3 separate regions of the Mus musculus genome follow, and all the other regions are linked to region 3. Evidence: chromatin loops called from intact Hi-C (ENCODE). Cell type or tissue: gastrocnemius. All regions are shown on one strand. Each heading gives the region's core, and the rest is flanking DNA. Links, peaks and the distances in the headings are about the cores only.

Region 1 (6,117 bases), core at 703-5,702, 150 kb after region 3:
GCCTCACACCCATCTTTCTTTGGAACATAGACATAGCAGGGAAGCTCTCTGTGTAGACTCAGGAGTGTAGACTCTGACTCTGGAGCTGGATGCCAACTGTCCTCAGACCAAAGGCGTATGTCCAGCAACTGGAAAGGCAAGTGGTTCCTGTTGGCACCGGCCACGCAGGAGGAAGCAGGCATAGGCTGCCGTGTCAGGGTTTTGTCTGATTCAAGGAGGATTTCCTAACCACAAAGCACACAAGTGGCAGTGAGCAACCCCGCCCTGGAGATCGCCAACACAGAGACAAACACTCTGGCATGAGCACAGAGGGGCTGTGGTGTTTGGGGAGCTCTCTTAGCTGGCTCAGAGACCCCCAGGGAGACTGGCTTTTGAGGTGCTTTTCCCTGCCTTTCTCTGGGTCTGCAAGGGAATGTTACCCCAAAGCTGACAGCACAGACTTTCCTATTTTCAGCACAGAGTCCTTCCTATTGAGGGGCTTGCCCTTACAGTTGGAAATGATAGGAAGAAAATGTCCTCTTTTTGATTCTGCTTTGACCCTCCCTGATACCCATTTTTCCCCCCTTTGAACACATGCTTCTTAAACCGCATCACTCTCCAAGTCTAGGTGCCAGGGGTCAGAGTGAACAAAGTGGCTACCATTCTTTCTGGGAAGACGGATGAGACTTGTGCAAGGAAGGACAGCGAGATGAGCTTGGGGGAGGGGGAGTGAGCAGAAGAATGATTGACAGTGTAGCCCAGGAGCGATGGCCAGGGAAAAATGAAGGAAGAGAACAGCTTATGTTGCTCCACCCCACTGCAGATGCTTTGCTCCTCTAAGGGAGCATGGAGGAAGCCTGTGGACTGAGTATCCTGCAGGCCCTATTAACCAGGAGGAGCCTCTCTATTGGGGAGCGTTGAGAAGCACCTTGGCCTGTTAGGATATTGTTCTAGATGCCATGTAGCCCTGAGGCATGTAATATATCCACACTGTATAATCGTTCATAAGGACTCTGCTAACCGTGGGATTACAGCTGGGAGACATGACAGTCAGGGTGACTTTCATCTGGGGATCTGTGCCAAGAGGAGTGGCATTTTGGTCAAGGTTTGAAGGAACAGGAGTCTAAGAAGAAAAGAAAGAGGAAGAGAGGCAGGGGGAGCTACAGGGAGAGAGGCCCAGAGTCAGGGAGGAGTGAAGTTATCCACACTTGAAAGATGGTCAGCTCAGCTGGAACACAGGTCAGGGCCCATGGAGGCCGTGGTAAGATAGACCTTCAGCCAGGCTTCTCTCTCACTTGGGATTCCTCTAAGTGTCTCGTGTCCCCTGGGGAGGCATAGCCAGGGTGTGTGCGTCTTGCCAGGTGAGCCTAGGAAGGTTTTATTCTCCCTTCCCTACACAGGCCGCCGTGGCTGCATCAGGACTCAATACCGTGCTGGAGGGCGACGGCCAGTTCACACTCTTGGCCCCAACCAACGAGGCCTTTGAGAAGATCCCTGCCGAGACCTTGAACCGCATCCTGGGTGACCCAGAGGCACTGAGAGGTGAGGACCCTCAGCTCCTTGCTGCCTCATTGGAGCAGCTCAAGTGAGCCCTGGCCTCCGCTAATGCCACACGTTTCAGGATGTCCCCTAAAACCCTGGCTTATGTTAACTCCCAATGGCCATGTCTTAGTAGAAGCCAAGCAGAGACAGTGCTAGGAGTCCCTAGCTGACCCTGGTCAAATTAAGGAAACAAAACCTTAGTGGCCAAAACAGGCAGGTGGATGTGTGAAAGCTTCAAGAGCTTGGACGAATCAGGGGTGGGTGGCTGGCGATCACATCCAGCAAGCGGGATCATTATGGTAACCTTCTATATCTTCCTATGTCTGGCCAGAGCAATCAATGGTCAGTTGATTTCCATTGCTGGTTCCATCTTTCAGCTCCTAAGTTCAGCATAGACAGTAGATTAGGAGGGGGCCCACCCTTCTTTCTCTTCACCCCCTTTAATTCTAGAACTTCTGAAGGATCGCTAAGTACTAAGCTGCCTAGTGAACCCTTAGACCCTGTACAGCCCACTTACATTCTTCCTCCTAAATGTCACTAAGTGTGACATTGTTTAAAGCTACCTTGGCTGTGTGCCAGGTATGATGCCTGATGGGTTACAGAGACCCTTCCCAGACATGGGGAGAAAGAGACCCTTCAGAAAGCACAGATGGCATCTGTGCCTAGATGAGAGCGGTCCTTCAAAAATGCCTGTTCCGGGCCGGGAGCCCGGGTGCCACATTGTGTCTTCCAGGAAGTTGAAGCCTGATGGGCAGCAGGCTTCAAAACAGGCTGTTGAGATGATACGATTGGTTCACTGATGGGGTGGGCAGGGTTGGGGTCTACAGCCTCAAGGGCTAGGAAGCTTCCTGGAAGAGGTGCAGGCAGCATCACAGCACATGTACCGGAAGTAACCAGATTAGGAAGAGGAAAGGTTTCATTTGGCTCACAGTCATAGACATGTTATTTCATAATCACCTGGCCCCACGGCTTTCAAACCTGTGGCTTTAGGGGGTGGGCACTAAATGGCCTAAAGGCCCCACACTAACTCTACCTTTTAACGTTGTCACTACTTCCCAATAGCACCACCCTGGGGTTGGGGCAAGACTTTAACATACAGCACCCAAACCATAAATGCATTGAAAGATCTTTTGTACAGAGCACAAAGATTTTTATATTCATTGATATCAGAACTCATTATGAGAGGCCTTTTGAATACCTGCTACTGCTAGGCAATGACCAGTTTGCTCACAGCAGGGGACTGCCCTCTACTGCTATAGCTACAGTCCTGAAGGAAGAGGGTTGGGGTCTATACCAACAGTTTCTCTGTTGAGAAGAGGTTTTCATTTCAGGTTGAGGAGGCTAAGTAGCTGGCCCAGGATCCCACAGCTGGTCAGCAGTTATGGGATTCAAACTTGGGCAGTCTAACCACAGTGTCACAGTGGTTTTAGTTGGTGGTAGGCAAGAGATGGGGATGTGGGCCCTGTGGTACTCTAGCAAAATTCTCAGCCATGGGCAGGCTGGGAACTAGCACCTACATCCAGCCACAGCAGGCTCTAGACCTGTATCCTCTTCTGCCACAGACCTGCTAAACAACCACATCCTGAAGTCAGCCATGTGTGCTGAGGCCATTGTAGCTGGAATGTCCATGGAGACCCTGGGGGGCACCACACTGGAGGTGGGCTGCAGTGGGGACAAGCTCACCATCAACGGGAAGGCTGTCATCTCCAACAAAGACATCCTGGCCACCAACGGTGTCATTCATTTCATTGATGAGCTGCTTATCCCAGATTCAGGTAAGTAGGCCTCCGGGGTGGGAGTGAGGGGCTCTATCCTTCCCAGTTTCCTGTCCCTTCTGGAATCCTGGTGACAGAGACAGGCATAATCAGCAGTCTTTTGGGCCACTTCTTGCCCTTGGGGCAGCACACAGCCCTGTACCTTCTGTGAACCTGAAGTTCTGTAGGAAATAAGAAATCTTATGCTTCCAGTATGGAGTCTAGGCACAGGACACTGTCTTGAGGTAACCAGAAGACACCATCTTAGAACCCTTTCTGGTCTTGCATGCTGTGGTTAGGCACAAAGGGCCATCACTAATGTCACAGCATTTGCTTTCCTTAGGCCATCCGAGGCCACCGACCCAGGAAAGATGATGGGATGGACTTTGGTTTCTAGTCAACCTGAGCATAGAACTCTCCCAGGAAAGAGCGATCTCTTCCTGTGGGAGTATCTTCTGAAACAGTGGCACAGGTCATGTTGGCTCCTCTCCAGAGTCAAACAGGTCCTGGCCAAGCCAATCTGGGACCTGGGGAGAGTGCTGTCAACTGCCAAGTGACTGTCACCTACCTCCCTGCAGATTAGGTTTTCTGATGACAGGGACATGCTTGGCTCCTTTGTGTTTAGAAGGCTGGTGACTAACAAGATGAAGTTCGTGCAGATGTCTGTCCCACTCTGGACCGTGACATAGTCACACCTCCCGTTACCTTTTGGGCTCCATTTCTTCTTCCTGTAGCCAAGACACTGCTTGAGCTGGCTGGGGAATCTGACGTCTCCACTGCCATTGACATCCTCAAACAAGCTGGCCTCGATACTCATCTCTCTGGGAAAGAACAGTTGACCTTCCTGGCCCCCCTGAATTCTGTGTTCAAAGGTAATGTGGGGAAAAGCACCCTGCTGTTCTGTTGTCTCTGGGACAGCTGCCCCAACCCTACAGCCCTGCCCTGATTTACAACAGCCTTGGAACCTTCCGCCTACCATAGTCCAAAGCAGATGTGATTCTATCAGGAACTTTGGACTACCCGTTGTTTATCTGAACCAGCCAAGAATGTATTGGGGCGGGGGATCTTTTCCTCAGAGCTCAATACTTTGCCTCTGCCAGGAGAGTGGAGCAGCCCTCGGCTTTTGGTTTGCAGGGTCAACACTGATGTATATGGGCTGGGGTCAGCTGAGGTGCTGTTATGGGGACATGGAGAAAGTCTCCTCCTTCTGAGAGCAAAATGACAAGCATGCTCAGTAGCTGCACCTATTCTTTTCTCTAATAGTTGCTGAATGTTAAGGGGTTTTGACAGCCACCCTTACTTTCTGTCTCCATTTCCAAACCACGGAGAGATGGGCAGGCTCTCTTGCACGTGTGTCTCTCATCACACACCTTATCTCCGGAACCTGTCTCCCTGGATCTGTCCATCCCTTCACTTGCAGATGGTGTCCCTCGCATCGACGCCCAGATGAAGACTTTGCTTCTGAACCACATGGTCAAAGAACAGTTGGCCTCCAAGTATCTGTACTCTGGACAGACACTGGACACGCTGGGTGGCAAAAAGCTGCGAGTCTTTGTTTATCGAAATGTAAGTAGCTCTAGGTCCTGATTCACACCCCGTCTTTGGCATGTATTGTTTATATATATATATATATAAAATGGAGACTGCGGAGACTGCGGCACTCAAGAGCCAGGAGCTTATGTAAGAACTGGCTTTCAAAAAGAGGAAGCGGTTTCTGGAAAGTGTTCAGGATTCTGGGTGACACTTCCTTTCCTGCAGGTTGGAAACTAAGGCTCAGCCCTAGCTCAGTTGCTGAGTGGGGAGGCTGCCTGGGACTCAGCAGGATGAACAGGGGGGAGTGGGGCAGAAACTTGGAGTCTTTCTAGGCTTGCCCCTGTAAAGCTAAGCTCTCCTTGGTCCAAGACCTTCCCATATGGTCAGCATGGTGTTGGTCTTGGTCTGGGACAAACAGGACCATTTAGCCAAAGATGTCCAACGGCTGATAAAATCAACCAGTCATGAACTCATCACTGGTTAAATCAACCAGTTGACTAGTCTGTCTATTTGATCTCTGTCAATAGACCTCTTGTGAGACTGACCTTGTCACAGAGTCCCTGTGTGATTTTACCAGAGCCCCTCTGCCCCACCCTTCCCTGAGGAAACCTCTGTGTATGATGCCATCACTGCTGGCCCTGAACAAGTCTGGAGGGCCCTGCCTGAGAAGATAACCATCTCCCTTTCTTTGCCCCTCTTTGGTGCAGAGCCTCTGCATTGAAAACAGCTGCATTGCTGCCCATGATAAGAGGGGACGGTTTGGGACCCTGTTCACCATGGACCGGATGTTGACACCCCCAATGGGGACAGTTATGGATGTCCTGAAGGGAGACAATCGTTTTAGGTAATCGATCTCATCACGGGGCCAGGCTTCTACCAAAGGGTCATGCTGGGCCTCAGCTCTTTTACCCTACTTCCCAAGAGGTAACCTAATTCTGGTGACACACTGGTGTGATCATCCATGGTTAGGATATGGAGAGGGTAAGGGTGTCCTTGACACCTTAATTTGGGAAGCAGGGCTCCTGCAGTCGATACAATTCTCATACCCGCAGAAAGGGGGAGGGATCATTGTAATACTAAAACACAAGGATATCATCACACTAGAAAGTCCTCAGGGAGCTAAGGGGCTTTAAGGACACACTATATCGTTCTCTTTCTGCACCAACTGAAGCCACCAGGTCACTTTACTCTCTTGCCCTGATCCCTCTACTTCCAACTTGGTAGTTCTCCAATGAGTGCTGTCAAGCCAGGAGTTTCCTTAGTGCCCACTTGAGTCACCTGCCCACGGACTGGGAGGCTGGTCCTCTGC
Region 2 (6,117 bases), core at 703-5,702, 290 kb after region 3:
CAACACAGAGTTGGCAAAAAGAGGGAGAGAGCCCATTTGCAGGAGGGTATTCATTTCAGATGGGAAACTATGACTTTCCCAGCAACTTGGTTTGTCTCCCCATAAAACTACAGTCAGCCCTCCCTGTCTGCATGGGCAGGTTCAACTGGCTGGGGGAGAAAATATTCAGGAAAACAGAATGTGTTAACCAGTTTGCCTTTTTTTTTTCTTTTCTGTTGTTGCTTTGTGAACAATGCAGGATAATAGCTAGTTAGGAAGCATTGACATTGAATTAGGATTATAAATAAACTACAGGATAGTGTGCTGCAAATCACATGCAAATAATGTTCCGTTTTATACAAGGACTTGGGTATTCAAGAATGTGGGTATCTGAGACGTCTTGGAGCTTGTCCCCCCTGGGATGGCGAGGGTGACTGGATGAGGATTTATTCTCTTGTTTTATAAGTGGCCAGTGACCCACTGCTCCAGCCAACCCTTTCCTGGCACCTTAGTCTGAGAAGGCCAGCTCTTACTCGCCCCCCCCCCTTTTTAAAATTTCCCCTCTGCCATGGGGACAGTACTGTCCTTTCCCAAGGAAAGCTGCAGGTCATAGTGAGCTGCTCTGGGGATTGTAGCTATGGGTAGGGGCAGAAAAAGGTCCCCTGACCAGGCAACCATGCAGGAGACCTGAGGAGTGCTTTTCCTGTTAGCCTTGGCAGGGAGGGAGAGAGGGACACGCAGGCCCATGGCCTGACTCGTGACGGAGTGTGGAGACGTTGGAGTGAGAAGCTGTCCTTTAAGTGGCATTTCAAATCTAAATCTGAAGCTCCATCAGCAGTGCCATTTTGTGATGAGGGCATCTTGTCCTCTCAGCTTCCAGCGAGGACACTCAGGCATCTCCGTCCTGGGGGCTCTTCCCTGGGAGTCAGCTTTGATTCCCTGTATCCCCGCTCTGCTGGGGAAAGAACTTCTCCCACTCCTGTCCAGAGAAGGATGGGTAGCCTTGTCTGGGGCGTGGAAGATGTGGGTGGCGTCACCCAGTTAGAGAGGGGGCTGCTTCTTGGGAAAAGCCTTTCGGATCACACTCCTTGTAGATGGTGCCGAGTTTCAGTGGGGAGCTGTGGCATCCAAGAAGATACCCGAGCAAGTGAAGGGCATTCAAGACATGCCAAGCCATCATCCAGCCTGAGTCTCTTGTTCCTGATCACCCACTCTGGCGAGAATAGCGGTGTTCTGCAGGTCTTCTGAGCAACCCAAAGGGCCGGGGCAGTATTCATCAGCTTGGTCTCAGTGTCTCCTCCCGGGACCTCTTCTGATTCACATCACAATCACTTGTGCTTTTAAAAGCTAATGGTCTCTGTCTTAGTTTGCTTTCTGTGGCTGTGATTAACACTGACCCAAAACAGGAAAGGGTTTATTTGGCTTGTGGATTATGATTCATTGAGGGAAACTAAAACAGGGACTGAAGCAGGGGCTGTGGAGGGGTCCTGCTTACTGGCTGGCTCCCCATGGCTTACTCAGCCTGCTTTATTAAACAGCTCAGGCCAACCTGCCAAGGTGTGACACCACTCAGAGTGGGCTGAGCCTGCCCACATCAATCATTAATCAAGAAAATACCCCAAAGACAAGCTCACAGGTCAATCTTATGGAGGCAGCTCTTTAACTAGGTTCCTTCTTTCCGGGGGGCTCTGATTTCCTAGTCCTCAAGATTCAAACCTAGTATTTGGAGCTATAGATGTGATGTGATGTGATGTGACGTGACGTGACGTGACGTGATGTGATGTGATGTGTGTGTTATGGGAGTACAGGGCATGCGCATTTGCTTACACCCAAGATTCTTCCAAAAGGCAGTCAGACTGCTCAAAGTCAACTGTGAGAGGGAAGGGGCAACATTGTAACACTCAGGGACAAGATCAAATGTTAGCTTTTGTGTTTCAACTGTCTAGGGGAGGTTCACAGCATCCAGAGCAAGGAAGGGCAGGGGTCTAGCTAGCAGCCCTTCTCTTTGGTGTCTTGCTTCAACCCTGCCTTTTTGCATGTTACTTTTTATCTTGTGCACAATGCTTTTGGGACAGCCTTGAATGACAGCAAAAATGTCCATCCCTGAAGTTAGGAACTATCCCCCAGGTCCCGGGGATCCTACATAGAAAGAAGATAGGGTTGGTCTGTGAGGGGGCAGAGAGTTCTCTGACTTAGAAAGGAGAACACACACACACACACACACACACCCAGAGAGAGAGAGAGAGAGAGAGAGAGAGAGAGAGAGAGAGAGAGAGAGAGAGAGAGAGAGAGAGAGAGAGAATGTTTTCTAGACAGATCTGTAAGGGTGCAGAAGTCCTCAGAATATGGCTGGCGCCCTGCCCCCGCCCCTCCAGGTGTGAGGGATTGGGATCATTCTGTATATTTACCTGAGTACGCAGAGGCTTTAGTTGCAGCCTCTAGCTCCGAAGTGCCTGGGGAAGAATGGAAGAGGCCAGCAGTGCTTTGAGTTATGTTCCATGTGGGGCTCCTGTAGCAGTGGCTTGTCGGGGTGACCTCTAGGTAACATGTGCATAGAGGTACACTAAGAGGGGTTTGTGAGCGGGAGGTCCTCTGCCTAGTGGGTCAGACCCCTGGCTGGTGTAGCGCTGGTGGGGGGAGGGGTGGACACTCTGAGCTCGGCTGAGATGTCTGCTCCTCAGAAATGGAGTAGGGATTGGGGCTTCTGCCAGAGATCGGCTAATAGAAAGAAAAGAACCTTACATCTCGTAGCCAATTGTCTCATGGACTAAGATTTATATAATATGCAAAGATAACCGTGAGCAAATACTTCCACAGACTATCTCAGAGTGGGTGGATTCGGATTTCCTTTTTTCTTTGAGAACTAGGGATTTTTGGAAATCAGTGCCTGTGGTCTGCTTTTTGATGAAAATCATATTTTAAGGAAACAGCACACACCCGAGCAGCTAAAGCGATTTGCTTTGCCACTTCCCTCCTGCCTCTAGGGTCCCCATTCCTTAATTGCCCCATCTGTGCCTCTTCCTCCTGCCCTTGCCAATATGCAGAAGGCAGAGACTGGCAGGGGCTGTGGGCTGTGGGAAAGAGTCTCGCTGATGATGCCAGAGACAGTTGAACGTGAAGAACAACAATCCTTTATCCTCTGCACCCACTGAGAGGGCACAGGACCAGTGGAAACTTGTTATTTAGTAGTGGGGCGAAGTCTTCTCTCTTCTGGCCATTAAGAAGGTTGGCCCAGGGGTTGGGGGCTTTTCACACCTAGCCACACTACCAAATAGTCTCTCTCTGGTCCCTGTTGGAACCTTTGCTCAGAGCTATCCTTGCAGATGGGGAAGGCAACAGAAGAGCCCCCCACCCCCCCACCCCAGGCCAGCTTGGAAAGGGGGGCGGGATGAGACAAAAAGTGTCAGGGTTGCTTTAAGGAATTCCCACTGTGGAGGGTGGGGATGAAAACAGAAGTGGGAACCCGTCGGGGAGGGTCTCAGTGGGCTGGAGGGAGATTAAAGAGTGAATTACCTGCCCTAATCATGAATGCTCTTTAACGACACAGCTCCTGTGTGAAGTAGAGCTTCGTGCTTCAGTCCCACAGAGGAGGAGAGAGAGCAGATGAGTCTCCAGTCTGAGGAGCCCCCCCTCGCCCCGCCCCACCTCTCTTCCCTATTAGTTGTGTCAGGGAGGGGAGAGATGTAGACCCCACCCCAGCCAGCCTGCCACCTCAGCAGCAGCGATGAAGACCTGACCTCTCCCAGTGGGTAGGTGCCAGGACACCTTGGAAGCTTGTTTTTCTCTCCTGGTGGGTTGTCTGTCTTGATTGTGCAGCCCTGATATCCTGGCTTGAAGATTGTATGGACCCATCCGGTGTCCTAGGGGATAAATGACCTTTCTTCACTCCTGACAAGGGAAGAGAAAATACACATACGGCTACTCCAGCTACATGTCCATGTGTTTGGCCCCTTTCTTATGCCATTAGCAATGTCCTGGGTGTGAGGGTGAAGGGTGATGGGCTGAGCCATCCTGCCTAGCTCTTCTTTTGTCTTTGCTACATGCTTACTTTCTAACCCTCTTTCTGAAACTACATCAGTCCTACTCTGGCCTGCCGAGAGCACTGGGCCCGGATCCCGGTCCCGTCCCTTCCTCGCTGCCCTCCCCTCAGGCAACCTGATAACCAGGCATGGAATGAAGTGTTTGTAAGCCCTCTGATGGGGTGCTGGAAACGGAACCTGGGCTCTCTGCAAGAGCAGTGTGCACTGCTAACCACGGATGCATCTCTCCAGGCCCAGGCAAATGTTATTTTTCAGGATCCTGTGGCTGGCAAGGCTCAGCCGGGTGGCTCTTCTATTCTCTGAATCACTTGTGGGCGGCTCTCTGCTGGGGGAACCAGCTAGCCTGGGAAGTGTGAGAAGCCACTGGTCCTCTGAATTTTCTCTCTATGTGTCCCCCCATCCTGCCCCCCCTCTCTCTCTCAAAAAGATTTATTTATTTTATGTATGTAAGTACAGTTGCTCTCTTCAGACTCACCAGAAGAGGGCATCACATTCTATTACAGATGGTTGTGAGCCACCATGTGGTTGCTGGGAATTGAACTCGGGACCTTTAGAAGAACAGTCAGTACACTTAACCGCTGAGCCATCTCTCCAGCTATGTGTTCCTTCTCAATGAAGCATGGGAACTTATTTACAACATGGCACTTGTCTTCTGGAAGGCAAGCCCCAGTGACAAACTCATCATCATCAAATTCATCATCAAACTATTGCTTGGGCTATGTTTGCTAGTGTCTTATTGGCTAATGTGGGTCACATGGCTAGTCCAGGCACGCATGCGCAAAGGGATTCGTGGGATTTGAGAAAGGAAAAATGTGTTATCTTTGAAGCCATAAATCCAACAGTTCAGCCAGCACAACCACTCTCCTCTTTCTTGAGAAGCCATCCACACTTCGTAAAACTGATAGAGCAGCAGCCACGGGAGGCGTTAGAGTTCACGACAGTAGAACTTCTGCCCCAGAACAGTGTTCAGTTTTTAACCGGGACTCCGCACTGGCGCCCACTCCTCGGGTAGGACTTTCCAGAGGTCACATAAACTCGGGCTCCTCTGTTTTGTGCCAGTGCTCCTTGTGCCCCTGGCCTGGATGCTCAGACACTGTGTGGTGCTTCCTCTTGCTCAATGGTTTTCGTTGTGACCGCCAATGACAGTCACAAAGATGAAGCTCAGCGTCTATTCTGAACATCCTCAAGCTGCCTGTGCTGCCGCCTGTCCTGCCTGCCTGCCTTCCTCCTCTCCTCCCTCCTGGGTGTTTGCTGGGGCTCAGCAGTCACATATTCACTCTCAATTACCGGTCCTTGTCTCTGTTGTGGTGAAACAGCGAGGTGTCGGTTACACGCCATGGACTTGGATATACTTCCTGTCTCTCTGTAGAGCTGACCTGTGGATAGCTGGGCACAATAGCTCGGTGCAGACTTAGGACACTTAGTGTCGTGCTGAAATGAGAAATGCTTCTGATAGGCTTATAGACCACTCGATCCCCTGGAGGAGCTCCGGGGAGGTGATGGAAGCGTTGGGAGGGGCAACCTTGCAGGTTCCTAGCCAGCTCCACTTCCTATTCGTTGGACCGACCTGCTGGCTTCCTGCTCCTTGCCGTCAGCCCACGCCTTCCCTGCTATCATGGAGTCCAGCCCCCTCTGCAACCAGAAGCTAAAACAAACTCTTCCTTGAGTAGTTTTGGTCATGCTGTCACAGCAACAAAAATCCTGATTCACATATGATTCTCATATGTCTGTGCGCTCCTCCTGTTTCCTCCGGAAGTGTGCCCCTCCCCCTGCATCCCCTTCCCCGCGTGGGCCTTTGTTTAACCTCAGGACAAGTCGCCTTGGTTTGGGCAGGAGGCAGACTGTGTGGTCAGCAGCATTTATGCCAGCTGTTTGTGAGCCGCTCTGAGAACCTGTGCTCAGTTCCGGGAAGCGCCATCCTTTCCTCCCTCTCCCTGAAGCCTCAGTCCAAGTTAGATCATGCGGCTCTGCACTGTGCTCCGAGACAGACCATCTCGGGCGTCTCAGAACATCAAATTCATCTGCATCCCTGGAGGAGAACTACCATGAGATACATGGCCTTTTCTAAAGCACAGAATATTCATGCTATTCATACTGC
Region 3 (6,117 bases), core at 425-5,424:
ACCCGTCTCCTTAGGAAAAAAATACAAAACCAAAACAAAATAAACCCTCTAAGCAGCAGCAGTGAGAGCTGGAAGAGACTGTCTCAAGTGGGACAGAGTGACCCAGCAGCATAGTCTCCCCCCCCATCCCCCCCATCCCCCCCATCCCCCCCATCCCCCCCATCCCCCCCATCCCCCCCCATCCCCCCCATCCCCCCCCATCCCCCCCATCCCCCCCCATCCCCCCCCATCCCCCCCCATCCCCCCCCCCCCGTCCCCGACATGGTTTCTCTCTGTAGCCCTGCCTGTCCTGGAACTCACTCTGTAGACCAGGCTGGATTCGAACTCAGAAATCTGCCTGCCTCTGCCTCCCAAGTGCTGGGATTAAAGGCGTGCGCCACCACCGCCCAGCTAGCAGCACAGCCTTGAACAAGGTGTTTAACATCCTGTTCTAACCAGGAGCCACGGACACCAGGCCTGCCAGCAAGCCTGAGCTTTAACTTACAAAGGTTTGGAACAGGCCACCGTCTGCAGCACAAATGTGAACTCTTTGAAGATGTGAACAGCAACGCCGCCCTCCTCACCTAGTCCCCAAAATGGAGGAGATGGTGTATCTCAGATGACCTTGGAACACTCATTGGAGACCCTAAGAAATGGTGGGATGGGGACGGTCTCCAAAGTCCCAGGCATAGGGTCAATAAAAATTGTTTCCAAATACATACCTGGGATAGAGGACTCCCTAGAGTCTCGGGGAGATGGCACCTTCCTTCCTGTCCATCCCTAGTTCTGTGTCCTTCCATGCTACTCATAGCAGAGCCGTGAAGCTCAGTGGTCAGCCCTGTATGGGGTAGTTCGTTGTCATGGGGATGGCTTGAGGAAGAGGGTCCCAGTCACTCATAAACCATCCTTAGGTTTCCTCATGAGTCCTGTGTTATCAGTCCATGCCCTTTCAGGATCCTGGTAGCAGATCCCTTCCTAGAACGGAGCTGTGCTATACTCTGCCCTGATGTGTATCCTCTAAACCTGGGAGCTTGCTTTCTGTTTACAAGGAGCTTCATAACCAAAGAAAGGAGATGCGCTCTTCCCGTGACCCCTTGTTTGAACATTTACAAGCAATCCCACACAGCCTTCCTGACTGACTGCAGCACGTGGTGATCACTACCGCATCTCTGTGGCATGAGAGCCATCTCCGGGTGGGTTGTCCAAGCCTAGATCCTGCTGGCTGAAAAAAGAGAACTCGTTATGTGGCCCCTCTCCTCTCAGGGCTACTGTAATCTGAACAGACCTCATCCCGAGGCAGATGCTGACAACACCTGTAGAACCAGCAAGAACAAATTACTGGAGAGTAGGAAGACCCAGCCATCTCTGCCCAGTGCCAGGTGGGCCACAGCCATCATCCTGAGCTTGGACTCCCTCCCTCCATGATTGCAGACTGTTTCTCTCCCCAGTCTAATGATGGAAGGAAGCAGCAGACCATGGACCAGGCAGCCACCATCTCTTTCAGCTCTGGATTAGCACCTGAGAAAAACAGGCAAGACATTCTGTGCCCACGGATGATGAAAACCCAGCATAGACTTGCGCTCCCAAATAAAAGCACCGTAAGCCCCTTGGGTTGTTTCTGTGTGACATGCAGAGCTCTCTCCCTGGCTTCTGAGAGATCTTGGTCACCTTCCTCTCTATCCAGTTTAGGTCTGTGGAGATGTTGCCATCCCAGAGAGAAACCAGTGTGTGTCATTTTCTTCCCGGTCCTCGAGATTGAGAGGGAGGGCTCGGTGTCTAGAAAAGAACATATAGGATAGGAATATCCAAAGATTCTCTCCCAAGCCTGAGCAGTGTCATGTGATGGTGTCGTTGCGTGGCAGGTGACAGCCAGAGCTTGCAGGGGTGGGTGTTCTGTGGACATGACTTTTATGTGGAAATCATAATAAAAGGCACAGTCTGCTTTCCAGTGTGACGTCGTGCATCTGTCTTACCTCCTTTGGGAACCACCTAGGAGGTAGCACTGCTATTGTGTGGCATGCGTCCACATGTGTGCTTGCAGCAGCCACACCTACCGCACCCCCCAAACCCCTCTCAGCACACACGGCTGGATGTGGCTTCAGAGTCCTGCCCAACACTGTCACCTGGGCAGCCACCACCAGCCACGCAGAAATGTGGTCCAGGGTGATCTTATACCCCAGTGAGGAACTGTCCTCACAGCCATGTAAACAAGCCTTTAAGATCTTCCTTGGGGGCTGGAGAGATGACTCAGTGGTTAAGAGCACCATCTGCTCTTCCAGAGGTCCTGAGTTCGATTCCCAGCAACCACATCGTGGCTCACAACCATCTGTAATGAAATCTGACGCCCTCTTCTGCTGTGTCTGAAGATAGCGACAGTGTACTCCCATACATAAAAGAAATAAATCTTTTTAAAAAAAGATTTTCCTTGGTTTGCCCCAAGGAAGAGGTAGTAGGGGGATCCACCACCTCTATGTGATCTAGACCGAGCACCAAATCACAGCTGCCTCCCCCACCCCACCCCACCCCAGAGGCTGACATAGCCACTCTCCCCTGTGTAGATCACAGGTGTTTCCTCACAGTGCTCTCTCCACATCCATCCTCCACAGCTCTTGGAGTTCAAAGCCCCCTCCCCTGGGCAGCTCTGAACCCAAGGCTATGGAGCCCCTGGTGACTTAGTCATCACACGTGTGTTGAGCACCTGCTGTGTTGCAGGCACTGTCTCCAGGGGTAAGAGCGGAGGAGCCCCAGCAGAGTTTTCATTCTAGTTTACTAGACTCTAACAGGAAGAGGCTGGCTTCATTCCCACCACAGCACCACGGGCAGGTACTGAGGGTGCTGGCAAGGAGATGCTCCTGGTGTGTTACAGGATGCCGAGATGGACCCAGAGTACTTCCTCTATCCCATTCCAGGATATGTCGTGTAGGCGTGCCCTGGTGCCTGCCTTGGCTGCACAGTTGGGTTGGAAGAGTGGTGTGTTCAGAGGCCAGTCAGGATCTCCCACTGTGTGCTCCTAGATAGGCAGAGAGTTTACTCCTCTGTAGTGAATGCATAGAAGGCAGCTGGAAGCCCTTCTGCTCGTCTGAGACATCGCTTGCTGTACAGTCCTTGCGAGATCCCATGTGCACATGAGAAAACAGGAGTGGAGAGGAAGGCAGTATCTTAGAGTCATAAGAAGTTAGATTTTGGTCTTGTGGGACACTGTCTCTCAAAAGCCTGTTTGGCTGATATGCCATAGAATCACCACTTGATGGCAGCAGACATCAACTAAATCCCAAGGCTGTCTGCTAGCTGGTGACCTGTAGAGCATGGGTCCTGGGCACTTCCCTCCCTGTCTCACTGTTCGCCTTGCCCCAGGGTGCTGTCCTTTCCTTGGGTTCCAGCCTCAATGCCTATCTGCATAATCTCCACATGTTCTGCCCACGTGGGCTTCTCTTTTCCTCATCTATAAAAAAACAAACAAACAAAAACAAAAACAAAAGCCAGTCTTCCTCCGCGATTCGGGGCTGCTCAGCTTTCTGCTCGGAGGTTGACAAAGGGTGGATGATGTATCTGTGTACCCTGGGCCTGGTCTGTGTGAAACCCCGAGAGCCCCAGCTGCCCCTTGGTGTCTTCATAAGCATGCTTTGGAGTGGGGTAGATGTAAATACTGAGTCGGTCTTCGAATGCTCAGGACACAGGACAGGTTATTGGTCTGGGTTCTAACTCCCAGAATCCTTTGTGCTAAACTGTTGTCAAAGAAGATTCCAGAAGCATGTGATTCAGTTGTGACATTCAGGGAGCTGTATACCCAGAGAAGCGTGACTTCTGGCCACTGGCCGAGCATAGAGAGGGCTCACTGGGCTTGGTTTCCCTGAGCATGGAGGGGGCCCCTCTGGGTTAGGTAACCCAAGTCCTAAGAACGGTGTTCACGGTCTCATAGCACGCCATCTTTCCTGCACCTGCATGCTTACTATGGTTGTGGAGTCATCGAACCGCGTCCTTGGGTGCGTGGATGCAACTTGTTTTTATTTTCTACCTAAATTTAACTGTCCTCCTCCTCCCCCCAGCTGGCCTCACTTCTCCCACCCCCACCCCACTAAGCCCCATTCTATCCAATACCCAGGAGTGGGTCTGGGGTGTGATTTTGCCACTTGTGGGGAAATTTTAGGAATTCCAAGTGAAATGTTCAACTCAAGATGGCTCCCTTTTCCGTTTGGAGGTGACTTTGGATTCTGAGGCTGGGATACAGCCTCAAAGGATACAGCCTCAGGAACCCCAGGTGTGCCCTCCTCATCCCAGGTGTGCCCCCTCCTTACACCAGGTGAGCCCTCCTCACTCCAGGTGTGCCCTTCTCACCCCAGGTGTGCCCTCCTCACTCCAGGTGTGCTCCTTCCTTACTCCAGATGAGCTCTCCTCACTCCAGGTGAGTCCTCTTCACTCCAGGTGAGTCCTCCTCACTCCAGGTGTGCCATCCTCGGACTTTGTCTGCAGGAGTGAATCTTTTTTTTACTCAACTTTACAGACAAGCCAAGGGAAAGCACCAAGCTGGCAGGTGGTTTTGATGTGGCAGCAAGCCTGGGTTTCTATTGCTCGGCCTCTCCCCCTTGCAGTAGCTGGTGTTGTCTTCTGAGACCATCCCAACCACCAGCATCCGCCTGCCCCTCCCTGCGATCCTGAATGAGTACAGTCAGCACAAACCACAATGAGTAGTCTGACTCAGAAGACCCAGATGCAGGGGAAACCACCCGGGTTGCCATGAAGCCAGCCAGTCAGGGTGCTGCAGAAACCTCTGTTCCTCCTGGAGATGACCCAGAGCCAGAGGGAGCATATGTGAGCCCCAGGCTGGAGTAAAGCTGTCTTGTACACTCAGCTCCTCAATCCCTTAGCGACACCCTGAAACCCAAACAGCTCAGCCAACTCAAGGTTGTTGTGACTCTTTCGGCTGTCAACCTTAACCTATCCGTGTGAACGTTCTTGGGCTTTGAATATTGATGCGTTTAATTACAGAATTTTGCCCCAGGTCCTGTTATGGGTGTTATGTAAGGATTGGCACATGAATTGTGCATTAACTTTTGAAAGGACTAAAGTGGGTGAAATCTGAACCCTTTCTGACCTTTGCTTGCTGGATAAGTGAGTCTGCCCTGGGGCTGCGGTGAACCCATCTGACCCTCAGGCTGTCAGAGGAAGTAGTGTAGAAATCTCACACAGATAGGAGAGCGACAGAACGGGGTGGGCAGAGAGAGGGGTTGGCAAGCAGAACCAGCTGGAAGTGGCTCTCTGCTTTTCAGTTTCCACCAGCTGAAGGCTCTTGGGAACGTCTCCAACCTGGAAAGCTTCGACTCTCATGCTTATAAAGAAGAAATGCCAGTGTCTACTTCCTGCCAGTCCCGAGTTCTGCCTCCTGGTACAAACAGAAACAGTGCAGAATGTGAAGTGTTTGATCTGATGATTATTGTAAATGAGTGGCACTCCCTCAGCATCTCCTGTCTATCACACATTGAGTGATAAGTTTGGAAGGATTTGCCTCATTTTTGGGGGTGGGGGTGGGGGGCAGGAACCACAGACCAGAGTTAGGCACAACACAGACTCAGACACCCTCCTTATTCAATGCCCTGTGTAGAGGCATTGAATAATAGTTCTGGAACCTTCATGCATGAAGACAGAACCCAGGTTCTGTTCCCCCTCACACCTCTGTATCAGCAGGTAGAAGGGGAGAGGACCATTTTCTCTGCCAAAGATCCTATCCTTGACCTTGTGTCTGCCAGTGTATCAGTCAGGGCTGAAGGGGCCAAACAGATGGCCTGAAGTCTTCTATCCGGGATAGGCAGGTAGTATAAACCTGCCTGGAGGTGTTGCAGAGACACCCACAGAATGTTCTGGGTCCAATCTATCCACCAGGCATGCATATTCTTGACCCAGTTCCAGTTGTGCCCTTGCACCCTGGAGACCAGTCATCTGTTCAGGCCACATTCACATGGCGCCTCCTGCAGGGCAGTTCAGTGCTAGTCCAAGAGTGAACGGAGTTGGTCCCTGGAGAGCCTGGGTATGATTGGGAGAGGCAAGCAGGCATGCTTAGCAGGCCGTGAGCATCGTGGGACAGAGACCAGGAGTGGGTACTGCGGTGGGATATGTAGGGTGTTAGGCTGAGGGGAATGGTTG

What was found. A loop is a pair of places that touch in the nucleus more often than their neighbours do. Peaks named below come from ENCODE experiments on the same cell type or tissue, not always from the same donor. Only the 100,000 strongest peaks of a DNase experiment are listed, where the experiment ranks them.
Region 1: it touches region 3 in a loop (2.9-fold over the local background); 13 of 42 quality-filtered maps call a loop at or near these places.
Region 2: a loop joins it to region 3, with 4 times the contacts of the local background. A loop is called at or near these places in 21 of 42 quality-filtered maps.

The regions. Positions count from the first base shown.
Region 1 is chr13:56,626,535-56,632,651 of GRCm38, forward strand. Tgfbi (transforming growth factor, beta induced) reads left to right here. Exons shown (of 17, transcript NM_009369.5): 7 at 1,380-1,521; 8 at 3,084-3,296; 9 at 4,010-4,147; 10 at 4,696-4,841; 11 at 5,516-5,652. Among named protein-coding and RNA genes, the nearest start is that of Tgfbi, 20 kb to the left of the region's middle. In gastrocnemius, for the core only: no CTCF peak of the experiment used is centred there; a DNase peak (open chromatin) is centred at 3,791.
Region 2 is chr13:56,760,011-56,766,127 of GRCm38, forward strand. It overlaps Gm52066 (a long non-coding RNA gene), which reads right to left and starts at 5,758. Exons shown (of 3, transcript XR_003950712.1): 1 at 5,307-5,758; 2 at 3,717-3,867; 3 at 2,307-2,432. In gastrocnemius, for the core only: no CTCF peak of the experiment used is centred there; DNase peaks (open chromatin) are centred at 2,621 and 3,032; H3K4me3 peaks cover 549 bases.
Region 3 is chr13:56,472,307-56,478,423 of GRCm38, forward strand. It overlaps Slc25a48 (solute carrier family 25, member 48), which reads left to right. Exons shown (of 8, transcript NM_177809.4): 8 at 1-57. Among named protein-coding and RNA genes, the nearest start is that of Il9, 6.9 kb to the right of the region's middle. In gastrocnemius, for the core only: a CTCF peak has its summit at 3,217 (motif pointing right); DNase peaks (open chromatin) are centred at 2,758, 3,254, 4,332 and 5,227; H3K4me3 peaks cover 246 bases.